Regions from separate parts of the Homo sapiens genome. Here region 1 is linked to region 2. Evidence: chromatin loops called from intact Hi-C (ENCODE). Cell type or tissue: dorsolateral prefrontal cortex. All regions are shown on one strand. Links, peaks and the distances in the headings refer to the core of each region. The heading gives the core; the rest is flanking DNA.

The links. A loop is a pair of places that touch in the nucleus more often than their neighbours do. Peaks named below come from ENCODE experiments on the same cell type or tissue, not always from the same donor. Only the 100,000 strongest peaks of a DNase experiment are listed, where the experiment ranks them.
Region 1: a loop joins it to region 2, with 2.7 times the contacts of the local background. A loop is called at or near these places in 4 of 110 quality-filtered maps.

The regions. Positions count from the first base shown.
Region 1 is chr2:152,453,780-152,469,220 of GRCh38, reverse strand. The region is part of intron 1 of FMNL2 (formin like 2); the gene reads right to left. Among named protein-coding and RNA genes, the nearest start is that of FMNL2, 130 kb to the right of the region's middle. RefSeq lists enhancers at 12,522-13,112, 14,888-15,441. In dorsolateral prefrontal cortex, for the core only: a CTCF peak has its summit at 6,212; no DNase peak of the experiment used is centred there; H3K4me3 peaks cover 943 bases; H3K27ac peaks cover 8,000 bases.
Region 2 is chr2:152,546,609-152,562,049 of GRCh38, reverse strand. It overlaps FMNL2 (formin like 2), which reads right to left. Exons shown (of 26, transcript NM_052905.4): 4 at 12,953-13,029; 5 at 3,227-3,310; 6 at 1,015-1,167. Among named protein-coding and RNA genes, the nearest start is that of PRPF40A, 160 kb to the left of the region's middle. In dorsolateral prefrontal cortex, for the core only: CTCF peaks have their summits at 6,622 and 6,822 (motif pointing right); no DNase peak of the experiment used is centred there; H3K4me3 peaks cover 810 bases; H3K27ac peaks cover 8,000 bases.

The DNA of each region.
Region 1 (15,441 bases), core at 2,393-10,392, 92 kb after region 2:
GAGCAGCAGACAAGAAGGCAAAAGAAGCCAGGAGGAGGCCTGTCCTGGAGGGCTTCATATGCTTAATTGCAAAATCCACCCAAAAGGAAGAAAAACGAATCAACAGCGTCAGTGTATTCCAGCTCATGGCAGAAACAGGAAACTCAATCTGAACAAGAGTAATTGGCTCATGTTAATTTTCTCCACTTTCATTTTATCACGTTGTGAGTCAAAGAGGTAATTTACAGAAAGGGCTATAAAGCATTGTGTATGTTATGTGGAGTCTATTATGCATCATTATTACTTCATTTATATCCTAAAGTACCAATTTCAACAAAGTAATCAGGTTCCATTATCTCTCCCCATTGAATGAGTTCTCTAGCCAGCTCCCACCCTCAAATCACCTATTCAATAATTATCTTTTGAGCACTTGCTTCAGTAAGGTATTGTTGTACAGGGGAGTATTCACATCTATGCTCTAAAACAGCATTGTCTAAAAGAATTAAAATGAGAAGCACATATGGAATTAAATTTTCTAGTAGCTACATTAAAAAGTAAAAAGAAGAAACTGATTTCAATAATGTTTTGGATATACTGGCTTAAATAAGGTATATCATTTCAATATGTAACCAACATAAAATTATTAATGAAGTAGGGGAAAAAATGCAAAATAAGCTTTTGAAATCTTGTGTATTTTTACTTACAGCACATTGTAATTCACATGCTAAATTTTCAGCAGATACACTTATGTTTAGATTTCATAAAATATACAAATGAAAAAAAAACAGGTTCACATACCCAAGTTGTTCCAAATACAGAAAAAGTTTTCCAGTAACTGAAGTGTTTTTAAATGTAAATTAATTGAACTGAAATAAACTTAAACTGTTTGCTCCTAGGTTACACTAGCCACATTTCAAGTGCTCCACAACCTCAAAGGCTGGTGGTTCCTGTATCGGACGGCACAGCCCTAGATCTATACACACTCACTTTTGAGGAAACAAGAGAGAAATCTCATTATGTATCAGGGGAATTAGTTTCTTAATCAAAGGCCTCAAGGGCTGTAATAAAGTCAGAATTCTTCAGAATCCCTCAAATAAAGGTATCAGTGCTACACTGAAGCCATGACTACTCTATGCTTTGTCATTCAGGGGCTAAACCAATTCCTGGTTCAATCATTTGCCTTAGCAACTTAGGAGCAGTGATTTAGAAATGGGTAAGAGCCTGAGCTCTGGAGGCCAACTGCCCAGCTTGAAAATCCAGATCTTCTGATCACTTGCAAGTAGCTTAACAACTCCATGCTTCAGGTCCTCCTAAAATGGGGTGATGATGACAACAGTACCTACCTAACCAAGTTATTTTGACAATTAAATGAGCTAAAACACACATAGCTTAGCACAGTGCCTGGCAGATTAAGAACTCAATAAACAAATGTTGTTGCTTGCATCAACAGTTGACCAGGCCTGCTCTCGGAAGAAAGAAGCACTCCATGGCAAAACCTATTGTGTGCACACATGCATATGCTGTGTACATACTGATAAAGTCCACAGCGAGCTCACTATGAAGATGGCAATCAGAATTAACCCTATATCATTTACATCCTCCACAAACAAAATAATACAAGCACAGACAGTTCCTTAAACAGCATATACTATCCAAACGAGTGCACGGCATCAAAAGATGCAGCGTAACTACACAGGATGAGCTGCTGGTAAAGTCAGCAGCATTCACAGGGGAAAAGCTCTGTCAGCCTTCGATTTGTAGGAAACAGGGGCCGAGGGAAGAAGCAGGAGGCAGGAGAGTGGGGTGAAGTACCCGTTAACAAACGGGACAAGCAAGATTCCTAGTGTAAGCACATACGGTATTTATTAAGTTTGAGGAGTCTGGTTACATCTATTTTGAGATTTGTGTGTTTCATTTCAGTTTGCCAAAGGAATGACAATCCAACAAGAATTACTGAACAGGTTCAGCACGTAGAGGAATATGTTGGCACTTCCAAGAAAAAAGAATAAGGTGCTGGGGTAGATGGTAAACAAGCAAGATCCAGCTCTTGTCAGAAAAAAAAGAGCCAAATGACCAGCAAGAAAGGAGAAGTGAGATTCTGCCCAGGAAACGGGGCTTACTCAAGAGTTAAGGTAAGGCAGTGTCAGAAACACAGTGAAGCAAGCCAAGAACACTAAGGCTTGCCTCATTGTAGGAGTAGCTGTACCTCACTCAGCCCTCTGGCTATAAGTGAAGCTTCCCAGACTGGAGGAGGCAGGAAGAAGGAAGAATATTTCACAGCCTCAAATCTTCAGGGACAAAATCGGTGCAGGCTTATTAGGAAGAGAAGCGGCAAGCCTTAGAACACCAACCAAAAATCCATAGAAAGACATGATTTTATTGCTGGCATCCCACTCACAGCACTTCACGGGGACTGCAGAGGCTGCCATGTTTCTTTGGATCTAGTTGAGAGAGGAAGACAACTCACTTGATAAAGTACAAGGAGAGCTAAGTTCAGAAATGCCATATTTAAAGGGCAGTATATGCCACCGTCTTCTCCCCCTGCTCCTTAATACTAAGGAAAGCCTGAGGGATCTTATGAAGGAAGACAAAGGAAGTCCAGTGTTAATAGGATGGTCTTTTGCCATTTTTGTTTCATGAGATGACTTCAGCTCAACTCTCCTTCAAACCCAATTACTAGCCAGGCTCTGATTTTGACTACTCAAATCCAAAGTGGCCCACATTATATCCACCAACAATTAGATATACTACAATGATGACTGGGGATAAGGGGGCTATAAGTGGTTAAGGAGGAAGAAGAGAATTCCAGATACTTCTTTGAAGTTAGCTCAGTTTAAGAAAACTTTAAAGAGAAACAAATAAAGACAGAAAAGAAAGAAATTTTACTAGTAGTGGAAAACATTTTCTTCAAAGATAAGGTGGTTTACAAAACGCCAATGAGTCACCCAGAGGCCAGTGCAGCCCAGACCCATCAGGGGCATGTCCTCCCCCGCAGCGGGCAGGAGGGCACACGTGGTGTCCGGATGGAGGCGCCAAGTGACAGGGTTCAGACAGTCCTCACACTATAAAGTGCTGCATGGTTTACCACACCTGCTATATGCTCTCTTGAGTCTCCTAACCAGTCTCCTTATTTGCCTGTTAGGAAACCATGGCTCAGAAAGATCAAGATCATCTTATTAGTTAAGGTAAAATCAAGATTAGACCTCAAATTTCCCAAATCCTAGTCCAGTGCTTCTTCCCACAACATTAAGTTGCTTCCTGAAAATAACCAACCATAATTCTCCACTTAGCAACCTTTCTAGCAACTTTCTGGTCCTGGTCATAAACTCTCACCTCCACCATAAACTGATGCTTTTATCAGGGATATTCTATCACATCTCCATGTTCCCAAAACAGAAAGGAAGTTTTAGGGAACCCCTTTCCTTTGCTCTAGGCGCAAGCCCACAGGTGCCCTCGAGGCAAAGTGCTAAGATAAGTGTGTTGACATCATTTTCCCATGGAAGAAACCTGATCTCTCCAAAGAAAAGCCGAGTACTTCCAGTGGACAATTCTGAGCCTTCTGTTCCCCTACTTATGCCAACTGCTTAGCTTGAGCCAGATGGGGGGTGGGGATATATCCACTAACAAAATCTGGAATAATTACTGGGGTTTAAGTGCAATGTATCCTTAAAGAAACAGAAGCAAAAGCAATTAAACTATAGCACTGTACCTGGACTCACATCCAAAAGCCTCATTCAAGATACTAAAGGAGCCATTTCTCCCCTTCCCTCCATGGATTCCTTCCCTGTGCCTTTGTCCCACTTTAACCACTTTGCCCAAATAGCCCACTGACCAGGAACATCCCAGCCAAGTATTTCCAAATCTGGCTTGGTCAGCCTTCCTGCTCTCGGGCTCCTTTGAACCTCCTGCCTGCAACACACAAAATAGCACTGAATTGAGGTCTGACATGGCTCTTGTGGAGCACTCACCAACACACCAGGCTGCTTCACACCTCAGTGCCTTCGCACAGGGTGTTCTTGCCTGCACGAATGCCCTGTCCCACTAGTCAGAGGGGAGTCTTTTCAGAACTCTGCTCAACTCCCCTTCTCTATGAAGCCTCTCCGACTTTGCTGGTAGTTCACTACTTGCGCAGGGCTATGAGATCGCACTTGTTTCTTGTTGATGCTGCCATGGTAGTACTGATCCCACTGTATTACAAGTCATGGCTGAGTTCCCTGCTAAGCTGTAAGCCAAGAAGTTAGCATTCATGGCTCTTTTTAAACCTTTGTACATCTCGTGCCTAGCAGAGGGAAGCTAGATGGATGTCTAGCAATCAGGTCATCTCCCCTTCTCAATAAGATTCCTGAGGACAGAGATTAGGGCAATTTTTTGGTATCCCCCACAGAACCCTCCACTTCGCTAAGCACAAATGTCAAAGGCATCAACAGCAACAACATGCACACAGTAGCTTATTTCTCTGAGAAATAGGACAAGCATTCCCAGGGAGGCTCTGAGGAAAATGCTTTCAACTTTACCCAACTAGAGGATTTAGCGTCTGAGCCTCCTCCTCACACGCTGATCTGTTTCCACTTCATTTGTGCTAACTCATTTTACACTCAATCTAGTCTACACTGAGATCCAAGGTTATCCTCTGGGGCAAGGACAGTGAAATGGAAATTACAAAAGCTCATCAACAGACAAATGCTGGGAGAAAACATCTTGAACGTGTACTCTGCTCCCTTCTCCCCCAAACAATTTCACTGGAGTGGACAAATTTCAGTCCATCAGGGGGGTACATTCCTGAGGAGCTAGAGAGAGACCTTGGGAATTATCACACCCTGAAGAGTGGAAGCCAAACAAGAAATTTCTGCACTAAGCTTTTAGAAAAATAAGGCTAAAAAGAGAACATGTTTAAAGCCAGCCAAAGGAGTTAAGAATAACAAACAAACCCACCATTCTATTTGTTGGCACCCACAGAAAAGCAGAGGAGGAAGATACATTTGAAAATTAACCATCAGTGGCTGAGTGCGGGGGCTCACACCTGTAATCCCAGCACTTTGGGAGGCCAAGGTCGGCGGATCACCTGAGGTCAGGAGTTCAAGACCAGATTGGTCAACGTGGTGAAACCCTGTCTCTACTAAAAATACCAAAAAAAATAAAAAATTAGCCAGGCATCGTTGCATATGCCTGTAAACCCAGCTACTCAGGAGACTGAGGCAGGAGAATCGCTTGAACCTGCGAGTCAGAGGTTGCAGTGAGCCAAGACTGCACCATTGCACTCCAGCTTGGGTGATAGAGCGAGACTCCATCTCAAAACACACACATACACACACACAAAGGAAGAAAGAAAATTAACCATCAAACAAAGCAGATACCTGTTCTAGGTTTGAAGTGTTTTTCTCCAAATGGGAAAAGCCAGGGAGAAAAAAAAACAACATTCAATTCATTATAAACTAACTCATTTCAAATTAAATCCTGGCTGAGTAGTACCGGGAGCTCTAGGATACCTATTAGAAAAACTAGGGGAGAGGGAAAGGGGATGGTCTGAAAGCTACCTTTGCATGGCAAGCTCACTGCTCCTAAATTTGAGACACATGAGTAGCAATATTTTCTGAAGATGCTTTTATTTTATCTAAGACTGAGGAAATATCCACCATCTATTACAAGTCTAAGAGGGGAACTTCAAAGTCACTAGTGAAATCTTGCCACCCCTTGGTACCAGTAATGCAGAAGGCAGTAAACATCCTATTAAAGGCAAATTGCACTCAGGCCACAAGGGTATGATTTAGTTCTCTGGAGCAGATAATACCATAGGCTTTGAAGCAAAACCACCTTGGTTCTAATCCCAGCTCTGTCTCTAATAAGATGTGTGACCTTCAGCAAGTCACTGAACCTTGATTTCTTCATCACCAAGAGAAGGGTAATAGGCCCTATCTCCCAGGGCTGTTGTGAGGGTTGAATTAATTCATGTCTAACATATGAAAATGGCTCAATTTTAAAAACTATTATTTCAAAAAGGTAAGAAAAAAATTTATTTCAGGAGCAAGTATAACTGCAGAAGTATAAATGTTGGTCTCCATTACAAAGCAATGATATTTTTTGACAACAATCCTTTAAGAGATAGAACAAACAGGTTTGATAACTCCTCTTCTAACAACTAGAAATCCGACGTGCTAACTGGCTAACCCAAGGTCACCAAGATCATATGTTGTACCAGGAAGAGAGCAGAGAACTGCTAACACCCAACACAGTGCCCCTTAGAGGATAACGAATCTGTTGGACTACAAACATCCAATTGTTAATGAGATTTTTTCCCCCTAAATATCAAAAGAAACATTCTTTATAAATCCAAGCACAAGGGCTCTATTATGAAGAGAGAGAAAACAAGCCACGAATTGGAGGAAGCTGGATACGCTACATTTCTCTGCTTATGTGGTGGCAGAAACATGAGATCCAGGTTTAAGACAGGACTCCATCACCCCCCAGCTATGTGACCTTCAGCAAGTCAACTAACCTTTGAATCTCTTTTTGTTAGCCAAGTGGGATCATTTCTACCCCATCTAATGCACAGGGTATGATCAATTAAGAGTATATATGTAGTAGTCTTAGGAATCTAGCAAACACAAGGTATTGATGTGGTTCCTTCTTTATTTGTTCTTGTTCCTAGCAAACTTACATATAATATGAATAGCAAGGAAATAGATTTGTGGAGAATTTATAATACAAGCATAGATCTGTTCCCAAATTTGTTATACATCACAATCACCTGGGGAGCTTTGTAAACTCCGAATGACTAGGTCATCTCCATCAATTAAACCAGAATGTGTGGGAGTGGCAGACAATCAGAGGTTTTTTTAAAAATCCCCCTATAATTCCAGTGTGCAGTAATGTTTGAAAACCACTGGTCTAAGCTATTCTCCTAATGTCTTAATCATTTTCTCACTGCCTAAACTAATTCAAATTGTGGCTCCTTTATGAGTCTCTAGTTGAGTACGACAGCCACTAGCCCTATGTAGCTACTCACACTTGAAATAAACAAGATTAAAATTCAGTTCCTAGTTGTACTTGCCACATTTCAAGTCTTCAAAAGCTACGTAGGTGGCCAGGCCCAAGGGCTCCCACATGTAATCCCAACACTTTGGGAGGTTGAGGCAGGAGGATTACTTAAGCAAAATCCTATCTCTACAAAAAATTTAAAAATTAGCAGGGCACGATGGTACACACCTCTAGTCCCAGTTACTTGGGAGACTGAGGTGGGAGGATTGCTTGAGACTTGGAAGTTGAGGCTGCAGTGAGCAGTGATTGCACATCACACTCCACGCTGGGCAACAAAGAGAGATCTTGTCTCAAAAAAATTAAAAAGAAAAAAAGCTATGTAGGGCTAGTGACTACCTTTACTGGACTGGACTGTGCCAACATTGCACATTTTCATCACAGAAAGTTCTATTAGACAGTGAAGCTCTAGCTAGTCTGTAGCACAAAACCATCCTATACAAAAGAAGAACAAAATTCTTTTTGTAATTACATATCACCTTGATTATTTAAGTATTAAAGGTAGAAAAGTCTTCTCTCAACATCCATATCTGTGCTGTTAAATACAGTAGCTGCCAGCTGCACAAGGCTATTGGCATTTGAAATATGTTTAGGGTGAAGAAAGAATTGAATTTTTAATATTAATTTAAATTAATTTTTAATTCAGATTTTAAAACATGTTTGACTCAGTTATTGAAAAACTTTTAAGTATAACTGGAACAAATGTGGTATGTGAATCTACTTTTTTGACTCTAAATTTTATAATCTAAATACAGATCAAATATTTCCAACAAAAATTCAACATCAAATTGAGATGTGCATTAGGAGTAAATCATACACCAGATCTCAAAGACTTCATATGTTTAAAAAAAAGTAAAATATCTCACTAGTAATCTTTATATTGATTACATGTTGGAATGATATTTTAATATACTGGGTTAAATAAAATACATTAAAAATAATTCCGAAATCTGTTCTTTTCTCATTTTCTTCACCATCTATCTAACCAGGTGAACTGTTTCTTTCTTATCTCCTAACGTGGCTACTGGGAAATTTAAAGTTCATCATATGGTTCACATATTTCTATTGTTCAGCTCTGTTCCAAATTATCAATTCTTTGAAGGCAGAGGTCATATTACTCTTTTCTTATCCTCTACAGCAGCAGCCCCCAACCTTTCTGGTACCAGGAACCAGGGACCGGTTTCGTGGAAGATCATTTTTCCATGGACCAGGTAGTGGGGAGGCAAGGGGGAGATGGTTTGGGGATGATTCAAGTACATTACATTCATTGTGTGCTTTATTTCTATTATTATTACATTGTAATATATAACGAAATAATTATACAATTCACTATAATGTAGAATCAATGGGAGCCCTGAGCTTGTGTTCCTGCAACTAGACAGTCCCATCCAGGGGTGATGGGAGACGGTAACAGATCATCAGGCATTGGATTCTCACAAGGAGCATATAACCTAGATCCCTCACACGTGCAGTTCACAATAGGATTCACACTCCTATGAGAATCTAATGCTGCTGCTGATCTGACAGGAGGCAGGGCTCAAGCAGTAATGCAAGTGATGGGGAGCACTGTAAACACAAACAAAGCTTTGCTCACTTGCCCCTTGTGCGGCCTGGTTCCTAACAGGTCCGTGGCCCGGGGGTTGGGGACCCCTGCTCTATGAAGAGGGCAGTTGTGGGAAAGAAAGATATTCAACAAATACTGGCTCAATTCATTACAAGGCCAAAATACTTTGACCACTCTCAAGTTTGTTAAAATTACACTGTAGTGAATTTTAACTGAGCTTTGTGACAAATCAGTTTTCATCCAGAAGCAAGGCATACGGTAAGAACTTGGATGATAACTTTCTTCAGTCTTTTATCTGGCAGGACACAGTACCATATAATGGCTGCTAAAAACAAATTCAAACATATGAAACCAAATAAACACATTAATTACCAATATTTCAATTTAGTTCTACATGGATAGAACATGCTATTCTTTGTCCCTATTGGTCCCATTTGGGTTATTTCAATCAGGTATCATCAGACCACCAAATGAACATAATATGCCCACTACGTATATAAATGAGCCCACTGCGAAAAGGACATAAATTTTCACAGCCTACTTGATTCACAGAATATTTATATTTAATAGTTAAATAGAGAACTGACTTAAATTGACTCAAACACTGTTATTAAAGTGCCTAGCATGATTTATCTTAAAATAGCTCTTCTTTCAACAAAAGATAATATGAAAAAATTTCCTATGTTTATTTGGTGACTAGGGACTCAAACGAAAATTTTGGTGATTTCTAAAACAAGTGTCTCACCACTGTGACAGCTTCCAAGAGCTCACAGAAACATCTGGGGTTTTTTTCTTTTCCATTTTACCTATTTATGTATTTTTTCTTTTGCAGCTTTGTTGAGATATATTTCACATACCATACAAAGCACCCATTTAAAGTATGCAACTCAATAGATTTTAGTGTATTCACATAGTTATCTGTTATTTTTAATACCTCATCTGGCCCAGATTAACTTCTTTTATTTACAATAGGTAGAACCCTATTATAATAGGAACTCTGAAATAGCTCGTTTTTTAAAAGATCTTCTCTCAATGAAAACAGATGTCTTCCCTTTCAACGTCTATAAAGTTGATAGGAAAAGTAATAAAAGGCACAAAATTGAAAGAAACAAAAAACATTTTGCTTAATATGCCTATTAGTAAGTTTTATTTTATGCTATAAGATCCCAAAATAACGTAAAAAGGCAAAATCAATTTTGTATATAAATCAATCACTTAGACTCAACTCTTCAGGGAATCTAGAACTCTTCAGGGAATCAAGAAAATAACAAAGGCTCCATTGCAGTCTTAACAAAAGCAGAAATCAAAATCATGGCATATTCATGAAAGACCTCATTCCAAAAATGCTTGGTTCAGTGCGAATTCAGATCTTTGGGTGTTCTTTGCATTCCAGTCATCAAGAAGAACTAGTTATCACAATGAGCACTGAAAGCAGAGAGTTCTCTCCATATGTTCTCAAAAATTGGCCATCTTCCATTTTTTCAAATCTTTTCCATGACAAAATTTCTGCTTTTGATAATCTGCATAAAGTCCCTGAAACACAGAAAAAGTAAACAAAAAAAATCTAGAGGTTTGGTGATTTTGCCATTACAATGGTTATTACCAATTCTCAACTGTACTGTCTTACCATGTCCACTCTGGGACATAGACTGACTCTCTGTACACCTTTGAATTTTCACACTCAGCAGTTGGTTCCAAAACGATGGTGCACAGTTTGGTGCCCTTAACTCTATTACACACTTCCCACAAGACACACTCTCTTCATTAAAACTTGCCTTCAGAAAACTGGTATCGTTTCCCAGAAATATAATAACCTCCACCTACATGTAAAGCATGATGCCTATCACTCTGGGTGAAAGGTCAATTATCCTCCCTCAAGGAGTTTCCCGCACAGCATCACGTGGGGCCACCTATACCAGCATCACCCACAGAGGCCGTTTCATGCCAAACTTCTTGACCCCATACCAGAACATGTAATCAGTGTCTCTGAGGGTAAATCCCAAGACTGACTTTACCAAGTATTTTAGGATGGTGGTATAGATGGAAAGAGCAAATGCATTCTTGTGAAAGTTAAATAACAGTACTAGGTAATTATGATAAACTCCAAATGTGGAGTGAGGATGGCCAATGTCGCAGGATTTCATAGAAAGAATGGGCAGAAATAAGGGAAGGGCACATTCTGGTTTGGAAGGAATGACCCAGGCAGGGAGTCAGAAATGTGCAGTCAACAGAACAGGGAATGAAGGGCAACAGTGAGTAAACACATCCAACCAGAACAGAGTTATTGCTCCGGACTAAGATAAGAAGGGGTAAGGACCCCACTATGGAGTTCTCTGAGTGCCAAGCCAAGGAGTATTTCTGAGTCAGGGAATAATATATCAAATGGGGCTGTCTAGCAATTATGGTACAGGTATAGAAATCTGAAGGAAAACTAATATAGAGGCCCATTCAACTGGGTTAGAGAGCCACAGGCACTACAGAAAGGGCCAAGCCCCCCTTCTTTGATAGGCAGAATAATGGTCCCTAAAGATATACCCATCCCAATCCCCAGAACCTATGAATATGTTACCATACATGGCAAAGGAGACTTTGCAGATATGATTAAAGTTAAAGACCTTGTGAAAGTGAGATTATCCTGGATTATCTGGGTGGGCCCAATCTAATCACATGAATCCTCATAGATGGAGAACCTTCTGAGGTTGTAGCCAAAAAACTGGGGACATGCAAGCATGAGAAGGTCTTGCCCTGACATTATTTGCATTGAATATGGAGGAAGGGGGCCACAAGCCAAAGAAGGTGGTGGCTTCTAAAAGCTGGAAATAGCCAGGAAACAGATTGTCCCCTAGAGCCCTCCAGAAGGAACACAGCCCTGCCAACACCTTGGTTTTAGCCCAGTGGGACCCATGTTGGACTTCTGACTGCCAGAACTATAAAATGATAAATCTGTGTTATTTCATGCCATTAAATGTGTGGTAATTTGTTCCAGTAGCAATAGAAAACATACATCTTTTGGTCATTTTTTTCTTACAAAGGACTTCTCTGCTATACACTGTGATCTCAGATCCACATCCACCCACCACAAAGAGTTGAGAGAGATTTCTTAAGTTGAATGTGGACCCTGAAGTCTGTGTGGTAAGTGTCACTACTTTGGAGACTTAAAGTCACAGGTGTGAAGAAGGGATAGTTAGGCACCAGTCTAGTTAGCACATCTTCATCTAACATCAGCTTCAAAGACTTCTCTCCCAGCCTCACTTATCTTGAAAAACAAGGGAAGTCTTAGAGCAAATCCATATCACCACAATGATGGGAATGTTTAAAAGCCACTTGTTCATGTTAGTCACCCCATTCTGAGTTCCATGGAGAAGTGTTGTATTCATCTTTATTTTGCTAGATCCTACCATAGTAGACATTCAATAAACTAACAAACAAATCTTAATTTCTCAACTTTTTTTTTTTTTTACCATCTCCCTCTGAGCTCTCCAAATTCCTTATCCAACTCTGATAACTTTCTTTACTTCTTGTCCACAACTCTAATTTATTTCCAATATTTACCAGACTGTTTAACAGTCAACTCCATTCTTCGGGCACTAAAAGCTACACATTATCATAACCAGAATTGGTAGCAAGTATAGTGTCACTCAAAAATATTTTAATCATGAAACTCCCCCAAAGGGGATTCCTTTGTAGCAATTTTTTTTTTTTTTTTTTTGAAAGGGAGTCTCACTCTGTCATCAGGCTGGAGTGTAGTGGCGCAATCTTGGCTCACTGCAACCTCCACCTCCCAAGTTCAAGCGATTCTCCTGCCTCAGCCTCCTGAGTAGCTGGGACTACAGGTGCCACGCCTGGTTAATTTTTGTATTTTTTTTAGTAGAGACAGGGTTTCACCATGTTGGTCAGGCTGGTCTCAAACTCCTGACCTCGTGATTCGCCCCCCTCAGTCTCCTAAAGTGCTGGGATTACAGGCGTGAGCTACCGCGCCCGGCCCCAAATGTTTTCAAAATACACCACTTCTCTCCATATTGTAACAAAGAAGAGTAAACTGAAGGGCATATTATAAATCGGTCTTGAATCAAGCAGCACATCACATTCTTCAGAAGCAAGAAGCCACTCATCTAGTTTTCAGACAATGTGTTAAATTCAACATTCTTGGGCACAGTGACTCATGCCTATATTCCCAGCACTTTGGGAGGCCAAGGCAGGAAGACCGCTTGAGGTCAGGAATTCAAGACCAGCCTAGGCAACATGGCGAAACCCTGTCTCCACAAAACAATCAATCAACATTCTAGCACTCTTCTTGCTTCTGACTCACTAAAACAGGTAAGAGATCAAGGTGATCACTTATTTACCTTTTCAACCTCATCTACCAAATCCACAATTCTAAAAAATTGAGTTAACACAAAGTCTTCTTCCTCTTTCTAGTGAGAGGATAGTTGGAAAGAAAATTTGATCAAAATAAGAGCTTGTCAAATAAATTTACACCTTTAGGGAGCTTAGAGAAAGGACAAAATTTCTGACTCAAACCTTCCCTTCTAGCATTTATCTAATGTTCTACCTTTATATTCAAATGCATTAGTCAAGACATACATTGCACTGAAACTTTGTGGGCATCATCCAATGAAGAAAAATATGAAGCCAGGTGCAGCAGCTCATGCCTGTAATCCCAACACTTCGGGAGGCCGAGGTGGGAGGATCAATTGAGGCTAGGAGTTAAAAGACCACACTGGGCAACGTAGTGAGACCCCGTCTCTACAAAAATTTAAAAAATAAGCCAAGTGTGGTGGCACCTGCCTCTGGTCTCAGCTACTCAGGGGGCTGAGGTGGGAGGATCACTCGGGCCCAGGAGGTCAAGGTTGCAGTGAGCTATGATCACACCACTACACTCTAGGCGGGGTGACAGAACAAGGCTCATTCTCAAAAAACAAAAGAAAAATATGATATGACATGAAATATATATCCATATCACTACAATTATGGTAATGTTTAAAAGCTACCTGCTTATGTTTGTCATCCATTATGAGTCCCATGAAGAACTGTGTTGTATTCATCTTTATTTTGTTAAGTCTTAGTACAGCACCCAGCCTGTGGTAGGTGCTCAGTAAACAAATGGAAGCTTCAGTGGCCCCCATATCTAAATGTTGCTCCAAACCCTGAATGCTCCTTTAGAGCATCAGCTTCCATTTCAAACAAGAGCTTTCCTCCCTCCTGTGTGCTGGCTGGAACTTTCCTCTGGTGGTTTCACCCGTGCCTTTCCTCATTCTGTTGATTTGTTTGTTTCGTTCACATCATCCTTCCCCTAAAAGGACTTCATCTGATTTGATTCCATTTCCTTCTTTATTTGCTTTTTCTCCTCGAGGCCTTGATCCTCTTGCCTTTTAAGTAGCCAGCCCCTACCCTGTTCCCACCCTTTCCAAGTGTACTTCCCATCTGCTTCATTTTTTTCTTTTCTGTCTGCCTTCTGGTGCTGGTGTTCCCCTTGCCCTCCCTGCCTGACCTCCCCTTCTCAGCTTCTGTAGGAAAGAGCTGTCTCCCAGTTCCAGGGATGCTCATTTGAAAAGAAAACCTCTGAGGCCAGCTTTGAACATCCCCAGGACTTCTGTGTGGCATAGTTTCTTCCTCCATCCAGGACTCCTCACAAAGGCCTGGGGACCCTCTCAATGACATGTCTACTTCAAAGTAAGGTATCAGGATGGGCTTTTCCCACCCTGACGCAGCACTGATGCAAGCTTCCCCTCAGTATCTGGAGCTCCTCCAGGAATGCCCTGAGAATCAGAGTAAGAACAGCTACAGGCAGTCAGTGCTCTTCTCTGAGGTTATTGCCCCTTCTTTGGCCCTTTCTCTGACCAATTAAATCAATGGCATGAACAGACACTCTCAATCCCTTCCTCTTGTATGCTGATGAAAGGTCCAATCATTCAGTAGTCCTTGAAGAACTAGGCCTTGATCTTAATGAAGAGCTCCCAGCATCCCTTTCTGCCCACATTCCTTCACAGCAAGCCAACAATGGAGCAAATACTCCAGGAAGGTGGCAGAAATAGACAAAGTTTGTCACCTGACATAGGCTCTAAAACTCCTTCAGTAAAAATGAGCTTTTTCTGTGCCTTTGCACCCTATGCTACCCGTGATCCAGCAGGATTTTAACAGTTCTTTCACAAGTGAAACATTACACCCACCCAAAAGAGATATTTTCAACTTAATGTGTGAAGATTTTCACCTTAGTGTCTCCAAGATCTAGTGGGAAGTCTACAGTCTTAAATTTAATACAAGAGAAAAAATAAAGATTAAGAAAATAATCAAATGAGCCATATTTGCCACTTTATTTCATATTCTTTTCCCAACTGCAAAGAAAAAACCCACTTTTTTTCTTTATTTGAGACAGAGTCTTGCTCTGTGGCCCAGGCTGGAATGCAGTGGTATGCTATTGGCTCACTTCAACCGCTGCCTCCCAAATTCAAGTGATTCTCCTGTGTCAGCCTCCCAAGTAGCTGAGATTACAGGCATCTGCCACCATGCCCAGCTAAATTTTTTTGTATTTTTAGCAGAGACAGGGTTTCACCATGTTGGCCAGGCTGGTCTCGAACTCCTGACCCTCAAGTGATCCACCCACCTCAGCCTCCCGAAGTGCTGGGGTTATAGGCGTGAGCTACTGCGCCCAGCCAGAAAACATATAAATCTAATACTTAATTTTTCATTTCCCCCACAATACAATACCTGAGGTATCTAAGCTTTCTAAAGTGTTTTTCATTTCATTATCCTTATTTCTCATGTTTTTGAAACCATGTTCTTGGCTAGGACACGAGAGCACATTTGGGGCATGTATTGTTTCCAATTAGGCTCTAACGCCTTGGCTTTCTGTTATACACAATCTC
Region 2 (15,441 bases), core at 2,895-10,894:
AATATTTTTCAGTGAATGAATGATTGTAGGTATGAGTGAATGAACAACCTCAGCAATATTAAACCCATTACTAGTACAGGTGGTCAGCACCAATCCTCCCTTAGCATGGTACTATTTTAGCCAGAAGAGATGAGAAAGGGAATACTTAGGAGAAAATATAAGGTTGACAACTGGCCGGGTGTGGTGGCTGATGCCTGTAATCCCAACACTTTGGGAGGCCAAGGTGGGCAGATCACCTGAGGTCAGGAGTTCGAGACCAGCCTGGCCAACATTGTGAAACCCTGCCTCTACTAGAATTACAAAAAAAAATTAGCTGGGCATGGTGGCAGGTGCCTGTAATCCCAGCCAGTTGGGAGGCTGAGGCAGGAGAATCGCTTGAGCCTGGGAGGTGGAGGGTGCAGTGAGCCAAGATTGTGCCACTGCACTATAGCCTGGATAACAAGAGCGAGATTCCATCTCAAAAAAAAAAAAAAAGGTTGACAAGTGAAGCATATCTAATCAAAGGAACACTGGTTAATGGCATCTCACTAATAAAAATTATCACTACAGCATTCTGTACCTATGGCTAAGAAAACACCCACAGCACACAACCTGAGCTACCACTGGAGAAATGAAAGAGAGCGGAAGGACAAAGGGTAACAAAGGGCAGAGATCCCAGATCTCTAAGTGCTGCCTCTACCCTGGAAACAGTACCTCCATCAGGATGTCAACATTCCCCTGGTTTCAAAACCTTATCTGCCTATGAGACTATCCTGTTCTATCACTTGGCAGCAGAATTTTCCCACCTTCTATGCTGAATCAAGGTATGGTGTTTCCAGAAGCTATTTAAAGTTATCAAACATTGCCCAAGGGAAGATCCCATGAACTCCTAAAGAAACATTCATTTAGAGTCATTGCAAATGAAAGTGCTGTATGGCAATTTATGAGATACAGTGCCCAGAATCATCAAAAGAAGTAGGAGCCTGCTGTCCCAGTGCATCCTGCCAAAGTTGCCTCCTGATTAAACGAACTCACCGCAGTGCAGAATGTCTTCCAGAGCGGGAGACACTGTTGCCCACAGGTGAGGGCAGGTTGCTCCCTCTGTGCAGGTCCTCGATGGACCTACTCCAGGGCTTTGATTTGTCCACCGAGCTCTCCACAGTACTCTCCACACTTTCAAAGTCAAAACTAAAACAAAAGAGAAATGCCATTGAAGACTGAAAAATTCACATTCACATGTATAAACGAACATGTATAACTTGCTGTTCCTACAAGACATCTGCACCTTAGTATGGAAAGTCTTTGTAAACAAAGAAAACTGGAAAGGAAATATAATGGAATTTCTATGGGCTCAGTGTTAGCTTTAAGAATACAGAATGACAAATAATGGGTCTGGCAAAAGAATAATGGAACAATGAGCAGCAAAAATTAAATAGTGATATATTATTTGTATTTTATTTTATAAGGCTTGCTAATATATAAGTCACTAACATTGGTATGATGGAAGGGGGAAAAGATCTTACAGCTGTCTTCATTTTGCTTTAACAAGTCAATATGTTAGGCTTATACTAATTTATTCCTACCCATCAATTTTCACTGAGCATTTTCTCCTAGTGTGTTGGCAAGTGTACTTTTCCAAGCATATGTGATACATTACTAGCAAAGTTATGGATTTGCTTTGATTTTGGAATCTCCTCCCAGTGTGGTGCTCTTTAAAGTAAGACTGTTGTTTCTCTGACATTTTTTGAGGTTATTACTCATGTTAACCATGTTAGAATAAATGACAAGTTAACTTGCTCACTCTTGTATAGTTTTAGGAACAAAGTTTTTAAACAGACAGGCTTTTGTGCTCCATGCATTTCCCCCCTCACAAAGTAACTGTGCTTTCTCAAAAGAAAAAAAAAAAAAAGAAATTGTATTAATTGTTTCTATCCATAGCAACACCTGATCAGACAGTAGAACAATCAGAAGGTAGCTACACTTAATATCCTCAGGAAAATCTTAGAGGATACTGCAGAAGAAAAAACAATAATACATATTGGAAATCAAAGTGTAACTTTTTATAAAAGTATAACTGCCAAAATAAAATATTTGGTTAGAACCTTCATCTGAAAATTGGTGATGACTTTCACCTATAAAAGACTAATCAGATAGCAGAGATAGATGCACAAAGTCCATGGAGGCAACTGGTCACAATTCTGTCATGCCTTTGGCTGCAGGAGGTAATACTGAACATAAAAGAGTTAGAATGGGGTAATCTAATAAAATTTTAACTGCTAAAAAGAGAAAGCAATCACTGAGATGAGAGAAGGTAAGACGAGGAGGGCATCCTGAAATCACTCGTGGCATTGATGCCCTCGCTAGGCTACTCTACAGCTCCCACGCCATTCAGCGTGTGTTCCTCTCAGCTCATCCTCACTCTCACACAGCAGAAAAAGGAAACACACATAGAAATGAGTGCTTCTAGGTTGGGTGCGGTGGCTCACACCTGAAATCCCAACACTTTGGGGAGGCCGAGGCGGGTGGATCATCTGAAGTCAGGAGTTCGAGAGCAGCTTGCCCAACATGGTGAAACCCCGTCTCTACTGAAAATACAAAAATTAGCCGGGCATGGTGGTGGGTGCCTGTAATCCCAGCTTCTCAGGAGGCTGAGGCAGGAGAATCACTTGATCAGAGGTTGCAGTGAGCCGAGATCATGCCACTGCACTCCAGTTTTTACTCCCCTTCAGCTTATGGGCAGAAAATCAAAACAATACAAATGCATATCAAGGAAAAAGGAACAGCCTCCTGTTACCTCTCCCTCCAGTGCCACTACGTTTGGTATCTGTTTCTGCAATCATTTTCTATGCACTTACTAGCATATGCAAATATACATGCAGACATCATTTTTAAAAGAAAAAGGGAGTCACTCTTTTGCATCGCCTAGTGATTTATCACATACCTCTTTCACCAACTGTTAGACTATTCTTCCATATATGTAACTTAAGCCCTAAAGAAAGCGTTACTTTTGAAAATAAGGGCTCCTTTAAGAGTGATTTTTATTCACCTGTTTTACTTCTGCCTTAAAGGCATTTCTAATACCATTATGTGATTTGTTTTTAGTTACCCAAACAGAAACAAACCTCCCTAAGCCCTAGCACATCTGCTTCTGAGTTTCTGCCCTCTCTGTGGTGTATAATTTTACCACTGAGTAGCATCTGCTGTGACCACATAAAATTCAAATGCAAGCAAGCCAAGTTTTACTTACGTTACCGCGTACTGTGCAAATGAGAGATATTCCACTAGAACATCAAGACCTTTGTTTTCTTCATTCAGAAATTCTCTGACCCATCTGTTGGGGAAAAAAAAAAAAAAATCATTGGAGAAATTGATCACATGACCTGCCATGGAACGGACACAATGCAAAGTTTTGTTTTTTCCACCAGAAACTTTCATTGCCTGAAAGGACATAGGGAGGAAGGCCTAGACTACTTCACATGAGGCAGGAGCTTTTCAGATATGGTAACTAAGAAAACCACAACTTTTTAATGTGCAAAAATAAGGGCCAAAAAGTACACGTGGGCCATCTTTGCATTTTACTGCTTAGAGGATTTAAGATAATCTGTAAGAAACTTTCTTTAAAGAAGGCACTTGCTTAATGTACTTTTTCCACCACAATTGATCTACAGCCTGCTTGTGGAAGGAAGCAAGACTATGGACAATGAGGCAGATGGGGGACATGACAACATAACCACAAAAATCCAGGCGGGATTCCAAATCCAAGTTCAAGTCCTTGGCACACTAAGCTACAGAAACCACTAAACTAGCCAATGAGAGACCACTGTTTATGGGCTTCTAGAAATTCAATAGGGATAATGATTTGCTTAACTTTTTCCATGAATGTTAAAACCTTTTTAAAAAGCTGCAGGCACCGCATACTATCATCAAGGCCGGCACATGACAAATATCAGGTTTTTTAAAAAATTCATTTTTAAATAATACCTCCTTGCATTTGAATGGTGCTCCACAGTGCATGGAGAATGCTTATACATTCTTATTTGTTCTTCATAATAATCCTGATGGGAGGTCAAACAGAATCTTTAGGGAGATGGATGTAAAATGTCACCACCCCCTTTTACAGATTTCCTCCAGTGCATTCATCTTCAAACAACATATGGTACCTGATTAAACCTTCACTAAGTTTCAAACTCCAACAAATAATAAGTTAAAAGATCTACTACTATCGCTGAAATGCCACTTGAGGTACATCTGCCACCTGCATTCCACAATGGTTGCTTTCCTCCAGAAACACCAAGCTAAAAAGTCTGACCAGCTATGGACATGATAGTGACTATGGAAGCCAGTTTTGTTAGTTATTAAAATAACAGTAGGACAATTCTACCAAGTATCCCTTAAGCATGAGCAACCCCTTGAGGTCTTTGTCTTAAAAGGCAGAAAACAATCCCATGGAATCAGGATATTTGGTTTTTTGTTTGTTTGTTTTAATTTTTGGCAGGGGGAAGGGGTTCTTTGTTTCATCCTCAAGGTCATTCTTTCTTCTAGTCCTGTCATCTCCATGATGCAAACCCAGCCCAGGTCTGCAGGTAGTTCCAGGAGGCGGCAAAGTGGGAAAGTGGAAAGATTGCCTTGTGTTTTCCCCTCAAGCGCCTCAGAGAGGCAACTGCAAAACCTATGCACTTGGCATAGCTGCCTGTAAACATATAACATTTAATTTAAGAGAGACCTGGAGTGGCAACGGTGGCAAAGAAAATACCACCTGGTAGGCCTCACAAAGTGGCTTTGTTATGAGACCTAGACAAAACTAACAGGGCTGGCTACTGGTGGAGGCTGAAGTTTCATTTCAAAACAGCCACATACACAATCTCACAGCACCTACTAGATACTTATTTTTTATTTATTTTAAGTACTTTCTGTGGTGCTAGGTCTCAGGAGACACTGATCACGTTTAAATACTAGTAATTAGAAGCTTAGAAATAGTAAAAAGAATTTTTTCTTTTTTGTAACTGGCTGGAGACTTAAAGTCTGGAACTCAATATCAAAATCTGATGATTAGAAAATCTTTAAATTCAAGCCCCTTAGCCTTGCTTAGGCTTTTCCATTGGTGGCCTATGGGCTGTGATTGTACAATTTAAACTGGCCCTCGGTGGTGGGTGTCTTTTTAATATGAAAAATAATCACGGCGGGGGGAGGGGGGCAGATTTTTCAGGGCAGTCTCAGTTGTACATATTCTCAGTGGCCCATAAGAACACACTAATTTAGGAGCTAAGAGAAACAGCCATTGTCGTTTCTTCTGGTTGATTTTCCAGATGCAGCCTCTGTAGAGTGCAGACCATTCAGAATGCACTCAGTGCCTGCCCTTGTGTCAACTACTGGCAGGCACCTCCATCTCACTTGGAAAGTTCAGCCACCAATTGGACAAGAGGCAAGTGACCTACAGAAGAAAAACTAAATTTTTTTAAGGTAGGAAATAGCCAAGTACAGCCAGAGTTACAATTCGCTTAACATGCTAATATGCATACGTTTTAATGCAGGGATAAAGAATACTCATTGGCTCCTCTTACTTCACTTCAGAGTCCTTATCCATGCCCCCATCACCACTTCCTGACTTTGAGTGAAAGGGCCTCAAAGACAATTTTCTGAGTAAAAGGTAACAGCCTGCTGCCTACCTCCTAAAAGGTCAGCTAAAGTGTGACATGTTTTACCCCTGATTTAATTTCATGCAGTTAACATCTTTTTCAAAGCTACAAGATCCTCCCTGGGATTTGATCTAGTCCTGACACCCCCAGCTGCTTTAGGAAAGAATGAGATCAGTCTTTCAGGGCTGGCTACCTTCCCCACTTTATCAAATGGTATCAGGTTAGCTTAGCAAAGTCATTTCAGCAATAAGGGTATGGATGACATGAAAAAAGAGCCCCCATTTTTCTAACTATTATCTCAGTCCCTACCCCTTCTTGACTTGGAACTTTCTGTATTGGAGAGAACTGGCCATTTTCAATTGGAGTTGAAAGTGAACTTCTACAGAAATATAAGAGTAAGGAAAGAAAACAGGTAAAGATAAAAACGGGCAACTTTCAAAGCAGTAACTGGAATCTAAAGGCATTCAAAGAATATGGATGCCTCATTTTGCAGATTTATGTAAATGATCATGCAAGGACTATATCATATATTCAGGGTTCCCATAGCAAATTAGTTCCATTTCACCTCTGTGCATGCTACACACACTTTTTAATATGTTGCCAATAGGCAAACAGTTTCAAATTGGGTGATTATAGGTTTTGGAAAGTTGAATTATTTCTGACTCTGACAGAACGCATAACTTCCTGAGTGCCTCACGGATTCAATGTAATTACCATATGCTGTACATCTGAATTTAGGCAAATTCTAAATCAGATGCTTAGGAGCTGGAAAAGACAGGGACAATGACAAATAGCTCTGGAAGAAATTGGGTGCAAGGAAGAGATGTAAGTGCCAATGCCAACAGTCACTGTTTTATTGTAGGCTGGTCACAGCTTAATATCAAATCTTTGTTCTGTCTCCCCAAATCTTAGAACCTTATTTCTCCTCATATAGGTCTTAAGAGATGTTCCTGGCTTTCAATTTCTAAGATCAAGCCAAGTAGCCCAAAGTTGCACAACAGAAAGGAAAAAGCAGTTAATTCCTTTTGCCAGCCTCCTCTAGAGAGAGGTCCTACAGACATATGTTGGGAACTGAAGTTGATGAAAAATCATGAAAAGCAAGAGAAAGAAGCACTGTGTGGATTCAACACTGGTCATCAGATCTACTCTGTTAGGCAGTGTTGCAAACTGATTCTCAAAGTATAGCCCATATACCACTAGGGGTCCCTGAAACCCTCTCAGGGCGCCTGTGAAGGTAAAACTGTTTTCACAAAAATATTAGGACATTAGTTGTTTTCAATCTGTTGACACTGACACTTACAATGCCAAAGAAATACTGTATAAAACTGCTGCAACCAAAGAAGACACTTATTTATTGTATTTGTCACTCCGTGCACTCAGGAGGGGGAAAAGGCCAGCTTCACTTAAGAACGCCCTTAGATAAGCAATAAAAAATATTGATTTTATTAAAGCTTACTCATTTAGTACACATCTTTTTCATTTTCAGTGTGACAAAACAGGAAGCTCACATAAAGTACTTCTGCTACCTGCTCAAGTAGCACAGTTGTCTCAAGGAAAAGCACCTGTGAAATTGTTTGAGTTGCGAGCTGAACTAGCCATTTTTTCATGGAATGTCAATTTACTTGTAAAAATAACTGACAAACTATGGTGATTCAGTTTGGGGTATGTGGCAGACATTTACTCAAATATGAAGTGAGCCCATCCTTTCAAGGACAACACAGTATTTGTTGCTGATGACCAACTTTGAGCTTTCAAACAAAAACTAGAATTCTGGAAAACCTGTATTCACCACCGTCAGTTTGACAGCTTCTCAATACTTAACATATATTCTAATCAGACTGGTGGTTATTAACAAATGTGATTTTTAAAAACATTGTAAAGGGATATGCTTCAACAGTGGAGAAACATGATTTTACTGAGTTATTCTGATCTTCCAAATGACCAACATGATGTTAACAAATCATGTCACAAGTTCATGTATGGATAAAAAGACCCAATCAAAGTGTAAGACAGCACAAAGGATTTTTTGAGACAGGGTCTTACTTTGTTGCTGAGGCTGAAGTGCAGTGGCACAATCATGGCTTACTGTAGCCTCAACCTCCTGGGCTCAAGTGATCCTCCTACCTCAGCCTCCTGAGTAGCTGGGACTCCAGGATCATGCCACCACACCTGGTTAATTTTTGTATTTTTTATAGAGACAGGGGTTCACCATGTTACCCAGGCTGGTCTCAAACTCCCAGGCTCAAGCCATCCTGCCCACCTTGGCCTTCCAAAGTTGCTGGGACTGCAGGCCACAGCACCTGGCCAATGGATTTTAATATAACAGAGCACAAAAAGTTCACTGATATGATTTCAGACTCTACATTATAGCTATCTGTAAGAATTAGTTACTAGCCGTTCAATTTTGGGGGTACTACTAAAAAAAGAATATCCCAATTATCTGAAAAGACCATTTAAAAAACTCATCTCTAAGTGTGTATAAGACCCAATTTTCTACATATACATCAATCAAAACAGATCACGACAAATTGAATGTTGACTCAGGAGAATCTAGCTGCCAACTATTAACCAGATGCTAAGGAGATTTGCAAAAATTAAACCAATGCAGCCTTTGTCACCAATTTTTTTTTGGATTTGAAGAATATTTTTCATAAAACATGTCATTTAATTTATAATGTATTAATATTTATGTTAATACATAACATTTATTTTATATGTATTTAAATTAAATGTTATTAAATATTACATTTTATTAAAGACATTTAAAATTTATCAGTTTTAATTTCTAATATTATAAACATTAATAGATTTGACACATCTAAACAAAAGCTTATTGGGGTTCAAAAATAAGTTAAAAGTATAAAGGCACTCTAAAACCAAAAAAAAAAAAAAAATGTGAGAATTGCTGGTTTAGTAATAAATTTTAGAAGTGACCGTATCTAGGCTCAAATCTCGGTGCTTCTAACTTGTGTGGAATTGAGCAAGGTACTTAATAAATGACCCTCAGTATTCTCATCCATAAAACAGGGATTCAGGGCTAATGGTCAATAAGATTTTTGTAGGAAATACACAGAATAACAAACGTAAAGTACCTAACACCGTGCTTAATAAATGACAAAATGATTATAACCTTGATGGTTTCTAAAAAAGTACCATCTAGGAATAAGTTAATCATAAGGCAGCTTGATACACACATACACTCCCATACGTGTTGTATGCATGTTAAAAGCAGCCTTTGTCACTCTCCTGTCTTTCTTCTTTTGGCCTGGCTCAGCCAGCACTGATTCATAAAGAAGTCTGGTGGGCAGGAGAGAAGACATCAACTAAGCAGTTCCTCAGCATCTTCCCTTTTCTACAAACCTCCTTCCCCTCCTTGCCAACTTGCCACATTCCTTCTGCCATCTCATGCCTGTTCTCTCTACACCACAATGAGAAAGTGAAATGAGCATCTTTCAGAACTTCTGTGACCTTGCACTGAGGATGAAAAGTAATTTTCTATCATTATAGGTAGCTTTACTACAATAAATTCCCTGCAAGGAGAGACAGTGTACACATCAGTTCCATAGAATAAAGCTGGTAAATCTGTCCAGTTCACCCTCACCACCATTTAAATCCTATCACTCTGACATCTTAAGCACCATGGCATCTGCCTACTCACACTGCATGGCTAGTGTATTCTAACACTATGTGGATCATTTCAAGGGTATTTCAAGTAATTTCAAAAGCTTAGATAAGTCATAATCCAATTCTTCTCTATTATTATAGTTCCTAAGAGTAAGTGAATGGGATTATTTCTAGTCCAATTCTTATTTCAATTTGACTCAAAGAAAATTAATTTTCTTTCTCAGAAGATTGTTCCATTTATAGAGTTTTAGGCTTATATCAAAACTCAGAAGAAGTCCTTTGCTTGACAAAGCTGCAGCTCAGAATGTTATCTTGGGAAAGCTCAAGTCTTTAACGTTGAAAAGCAAGCATGTGCCCAGAACAATTTTTTTAGGACAAGTAGATTGTAAATGTAATCCCTCCTTTTTAATTTCTGGGTATCATAATCTCCTGGGTGTCAGGATCATTTTAGATAAAGATGATAATACTCTCTGCCTTAGGGAATTCCTTAGAGATATATATAAGAGATGTATATCCTTAGAGATATATAATACTGTTGAATACTGCAGGTAATTATTTGCAACAAGCATAACAAACAACTATCATATATTGAGTAACTATTATGTTTCAGACCCTTTATTAGGAATTTACAAGTTATGTCATCTAATCCTTATAATATTCCTGTGATGTAAGTATTATACTAATTTTATCAATGAGAATTTAACTTGGGTCACATAGTAAGTGCAGAAAACTTACATAACTTATCTAAGGTCAAATAACTAGAAAGGGGCATAGCAAAAATTTGAGCAAATGGGCACCGATTTTTTATTTTTAGAGACAGGGTCTCACTCTGTTACTCAGAGAGTGCAATGGCTGCTCACTGCAGCCTCGAACTCATGGGCTCAATTGATCCTTCTGCCTCAGTGTCCCAGGCATTACAGGTACGTGACATTGTGACTGGCTAATATTTTATTTTTTTGTAGACACAAGGTCTCACTATGTTACCCAAGCTGGTCTCAAACTCTTGGGCTCAAGTAATCGTCCTGCCTCGGCCTCCCAAAGTACTGGGAATACAGGCGTGGGTCACCACACTCACTGAATTATCTATCTATTACAGTATTTTAAACAGTACAATAAAATATATGGCTTCCTTAAATAGCACCTTGCATTCCAAGAATTCTTCATTTTAGTAACTGATTATTTTCATCATTATTGAGTAATTTTTCAGAAGATATCCCTATCAAGTGAGAGCAAGCCAGTTAGTTTACATAACAAAGAGTGAGTTCAGGTTTGGGTTTTCAGAACAGGCAAGATGGTCACAATCTGGTTGTGTGGTTTTACTTCACGTAAGTTTATGCTAGTGATTGGTTGCATATAATCAGACAATGCATCTCCATGAATTTTTCTGCTGCTAAAGCCAAAGCTTTCAGAGTTCCTCACATAGATGGTGGGCAAGGGAAAACTTCACCTGGTAAGGATGAAAGAAATCTAAGAATCTTTCAATATGCCTATAGTATCCTCAACAACAAACCACTCCAATTGCTTGCAGACTGCACTGGCTTCAACCCAACCAAGGTTCTTCTATTCAGCCAAGTTTGTGTTGGAAATGATCATCTTCCTTTTGTATTTGATGGTCAATTTCACATTACTTCGGCAATGCTTAAAGAAATGCTTTTTTTTTTTTTTTTCGGTGAGATGGAGTCTTGTTCTGTCACCCAGGCTGGAGTGCAGTGGAATGATCTCGGCTCACTTGCAACTTCCACCTCCCAGGTTCAAGTGATTCTCCTGCCTCAGCCTCCCAAGCAGCTGGGACTACAAGCACGCACCACCATGCCTGGCTAATTTTTTGTATTTTTAGTAGAGATGGGGTTTCACCATGTTGGCCAGGCTGGTGTCGAACTCCTGACCTCAGGTGATCCACCCACCTCAGCCTCTCAAAGTGCTAGGATTACAGACGTGAACCACCACGCACAGCCTAAGAAATGCTTTTTGACAATTTGTAGAAATCTTGGCTGCAGTTCATTCCACCATTTTCAGTTAAAAGGGCCAAAGGCAAAGGTTTGGACCAAACAAAATCGAATCTAGCTCCTGATTCATAAATATTAGAAAGTATTTAAATGTGCTGAGTCTAAATGCCCAAAAGTATTAAACTACTACCATGTTCATCCCCAGCAGACAAGCCTCATTGCTTTGATCCCAGATCCCTGATAATCTTATTTACTTTCAGGGAAACGGCTGCCAGCATAAGTCATACAGGAAAAACAACAGAGCAACTTGAGCCAAAGCACCTGGCTCTACAGCTGTAGACTTTGTGCAATTCACTCACCTTCTCTGGTCTTTAATTCTTTTAATCTGTAAAAGTAGGCATCAGGCAATTCTTAATTTCTCTTCCAGTTCTAAAATCATGACTCTATGATTCTTTGTTCTATAGCCCATTTCCAGGGACAAAGTCTAGAATTAATTCATTTTCTGAATATTTCATTCTCAAGGTGAAAAACCTGCTGGTTATCATTTAAGAAATGCACATTCTTACCCAAGTTCCATCACCTATCAATCACAATAGCATTTCTACAGTTTCTAAAAGTTTATTTTGAAATAACTATGCTAATTAACCATTTGAATGGCTTACAGCAGTCTGAAGTAAACTTTTATCTACATAATAAATCCACATCAAGTCCTTACTTAACCTCAAATAACATTATTTCATTATGACATTGATGAGGGGGGGAAAAGGTTTTATAACAACATTATTTCACTTAAACTCATGGTTTTCAAGAAGAACTATCAACGAGACAGAACTTACTGTATGTTACAGCATACTCTGTAAAACTAAAGTGCAATATATATACATCAAAATTAATTTCCAATAGACTTGCAAAGAATGTCATGGGAAAATTCTAAAAGATCTAAAAGTCGATAGTCCTCTCATTGTAAAGCTCAAAGAATCAAAACCAAAGGGGTTAAATAGCTTGCCCAATGTTACGCAGGTGCTTTGGGCAGAAGGAGGGCTACAAAATAGGATACCTGATATCATTCTACCTTAGAGAGAAGCCATCTTGTTTTAAGACATAGTACAATTAGGCCACCCAGGGGTAAGGGAGAATATAATATTGCTGTTCTTGCCTGAGGCAAAGCACCATGTCATTGTCTGAAAGAAACTCAGAATGCTTAGTGCATAGATTCCCTGAACTTTATTTTCCCACAGTGGATTTACACTTCATGGTCCTGAGGTTTTGAGATGTATGAAAAAGAGACTGAGAATGTGTCTGAGTGCAATGAGGTGAGTCAAGTGACATTATTCCAGCTTCCGTCCCCTTCTGGCCAGAAACTCTAGAGAATTAACGAAAGGGAAATAAAGCAGCTTCAACCAACCAACTTGGAGAACTACAGTAAAAGCTTAGAGATTTTCCAAGATCTCAGTCTACATGCACTATTGGGGGTTTCTGATTTGCCAGAGAATTGTTATGCACACATGAAACCAAGTGTCCATATTTACTGCACCCGCTCAAAGAAATATAGAATTGTTATAAATTCCACATCAAGGACTATCTGTCTTGCTTCTGCTGATTCTTGGGCAGTAAGTAATTTGAGTACTAACAAGGTTTCATCTACTAAAACCTCAGTCTTTTAATTTATAATGGCCCATAAGGAAGCTCAATTCTTTGGGTATGATTCAGTTACTTTGTAAAGTGTCCAAAAGCTTTAGAGCTAAGATGTTAAAGGGGTATACTTACCCAATGTGGTTAGTTCTCAAAGAAATTTCCAGTTCTCTTAGCACTTGTGTAGATTCTTGAACACGCCGTCTGAATTTCTATAATTCAAGAACACATATTCTCACAAAATATTTTAGCAACTGCTATAACTGAAGCTTAGTTATAATAAATTTAACACAATATGAAAAATATCTTCACTTCTAAAATGGGCTTCCCTCACTTTTTTTGTTGCAGAGCACACAAATTTTCCTCACCATGAAAATTAACTACTGAGAAAGGACTACAAAAAGTCCTTGTTTTATGTAATGTGCCTTTCAGTAAGTAGATTTTATTTCCCTACCCCACACACACAACAGTATTCACCAATATTCCTATGGGTCAGGGACCCCAGTACTACCTCCAGTTTCAATGATTCATTAGGAGCACTCAAAGGACTCAGCATACAGTCATACCCGTGGCTATGATGTATTACAGTAAAAGAATACAAAGCAAGATCAGCAAAGAGAAAAGGTGCATAGGATAAAACGTGCAGGAAACCAGGTGCAATCTTCCAGGAGTCCTCTCCCCGAGGAGACACAAATGACAACATGCATAAAGCTCATTAGAGACTCAGTGGCCAGGTTCTTATTGGGAGCTGGTTTAATAGGCAACTCTCTGCCTAGTACATTACACAAATTCAGACTCCCAGAGGGAAAAGAGGCATTCAGCATAAGCCGTATTGTTTTCATAAACTGTTTAGGCACAGCGAAACAGTCTTATCAGGAAATGGTAGGAACTTTCCCCCGTCAAACACAAGTTCCTAGATGCCAGCCAAGGGCCAACCTTGCAGGCAGGCCCTTTGCTAAGCATAGCAGTCTCAGGCCTGCTATGTTAATTTTTTTTCTGCGTGACCTAACACGTTGCAAAAATAAGCATGCAGAGCTACCTCTGCCCCTTATTCCTCACTTAGAGGGTCCTTCCTCCAGAGCACACCACCCTCCTGACATGAACTGCCCTTCCTCATTCCCTTGCCTGTTAAAATCCCACCTACCCTTCCAGGAATCCCTCGGGGCTTCTTTCTTCACTGAATCCACCTCTGATAGTAAATGTGTTAATATACACCTCTCTAGCCTCTTGACCCTAAATCATTTCCAAGATATCAATGGGCTACATTGCACATCAGTCCTTTGGAACACATTTTCCTACAGAAATATAAAGTGACAGTCTCAGGCCACTTTGAAGGAAGAAAACTTGATGTCAGCGCCTCCTAAGCGGAGTTCCAGACTATCTGTGCTACGAACCTGAACCACCTTTATGTCACACTGTTTACAGGAAAGAGCTTTGAGAATTCTGGCTCAGGATATAAAGGACCTCTCTCCTCTGCTGCCACAATTGCAGCAGACACAGAGTCCTTCAGCTCCAAGGACAAGAAGAAAAGGAAGGAGGATGGAAGTAAGGATTCCAGAATGTGGGGTGGCAAGAGCTACGCCCACACCTGGGACTTGGTGGCCCATGAAGGCCTGAAGCACGGCTCAGCACAGCAGGCTCCTGTTACCCTGTCATCTTCTTCTGAAAGCCCCTGGCTTCCCCACCAGCTGCTTCTAAGCAGAGCCCCCAAGGAAGCAGATGGTCTCACAGTTCCTCCATAAATGCCATTCCCAAGACAATCTAAAAAGACCATGTCAGGTTTCCAGAATCCAGGTATAGTAAGAAGTAGGAAATAAAAATGTCCCCAATGTGATGGAAAAAAGAGAGGCACTCCCCTCTTCTGTCGAAACAGGCCTAACAAATGGTGGCATACTTGAGAGTTTGGAGGACACCCAACCCCAGAGCTCCCTAGACCACTTCCCAGCAATGAGGAGGCTCGGCACAGTACTTGGCTTGAAAAGGGAGTAATGGCCAAGCTCAGTGGCTCACGCCTGTAATCCCAGCACTTTGAGAGGCCAAGGTGGGTGGATCACCTGAGGTCAGGAGTTCAGGACCAGCTTGGCCAACATGGAGAAACTCTGTCACTACTAAAAAGTACAAAAATTAGGCATGGTAGCACAAGCCTGTAATCCCAGCTACTCAGGAAGCTGAGGCACGAGAACTGTTTGCACCTGGGAGGCAGCGGTTGCAGCAAGCCGAAATCGGGCCACTGCACTCCATCCGGGGTGACAGAGCGAGACTCCATCTCAAAAAAAAAAAAAAAAAGAATGGGGGCAAGTAATGCAGGATGGGCAGCTAAAGGTATTCTCTCTCTTTAAACTCTTCCTTGGAGCTAAAAATTAGGAATAGAGTAGAGGAGAGTCAGTAGAATGGAGCAGGCAGTCTGCTGTGTATATAGAGAAGGGAAGAGAAAGGAGACAAAAAATTCTAGGGTCTCTGGTCACACAGCTAAGGCAACCATTTCCAGATATGCTGGCTGCTCAGTGTGGCCACTCCCGTGTCAGAGTCCTAAGTCTCGGGCTGCCTGCACAGGTGGTTGTCAGAAAATAACTCAGCCTTCCAAGCTCTGTGTTATGTGCACTTCTGACTCATTCCCTGCAGCC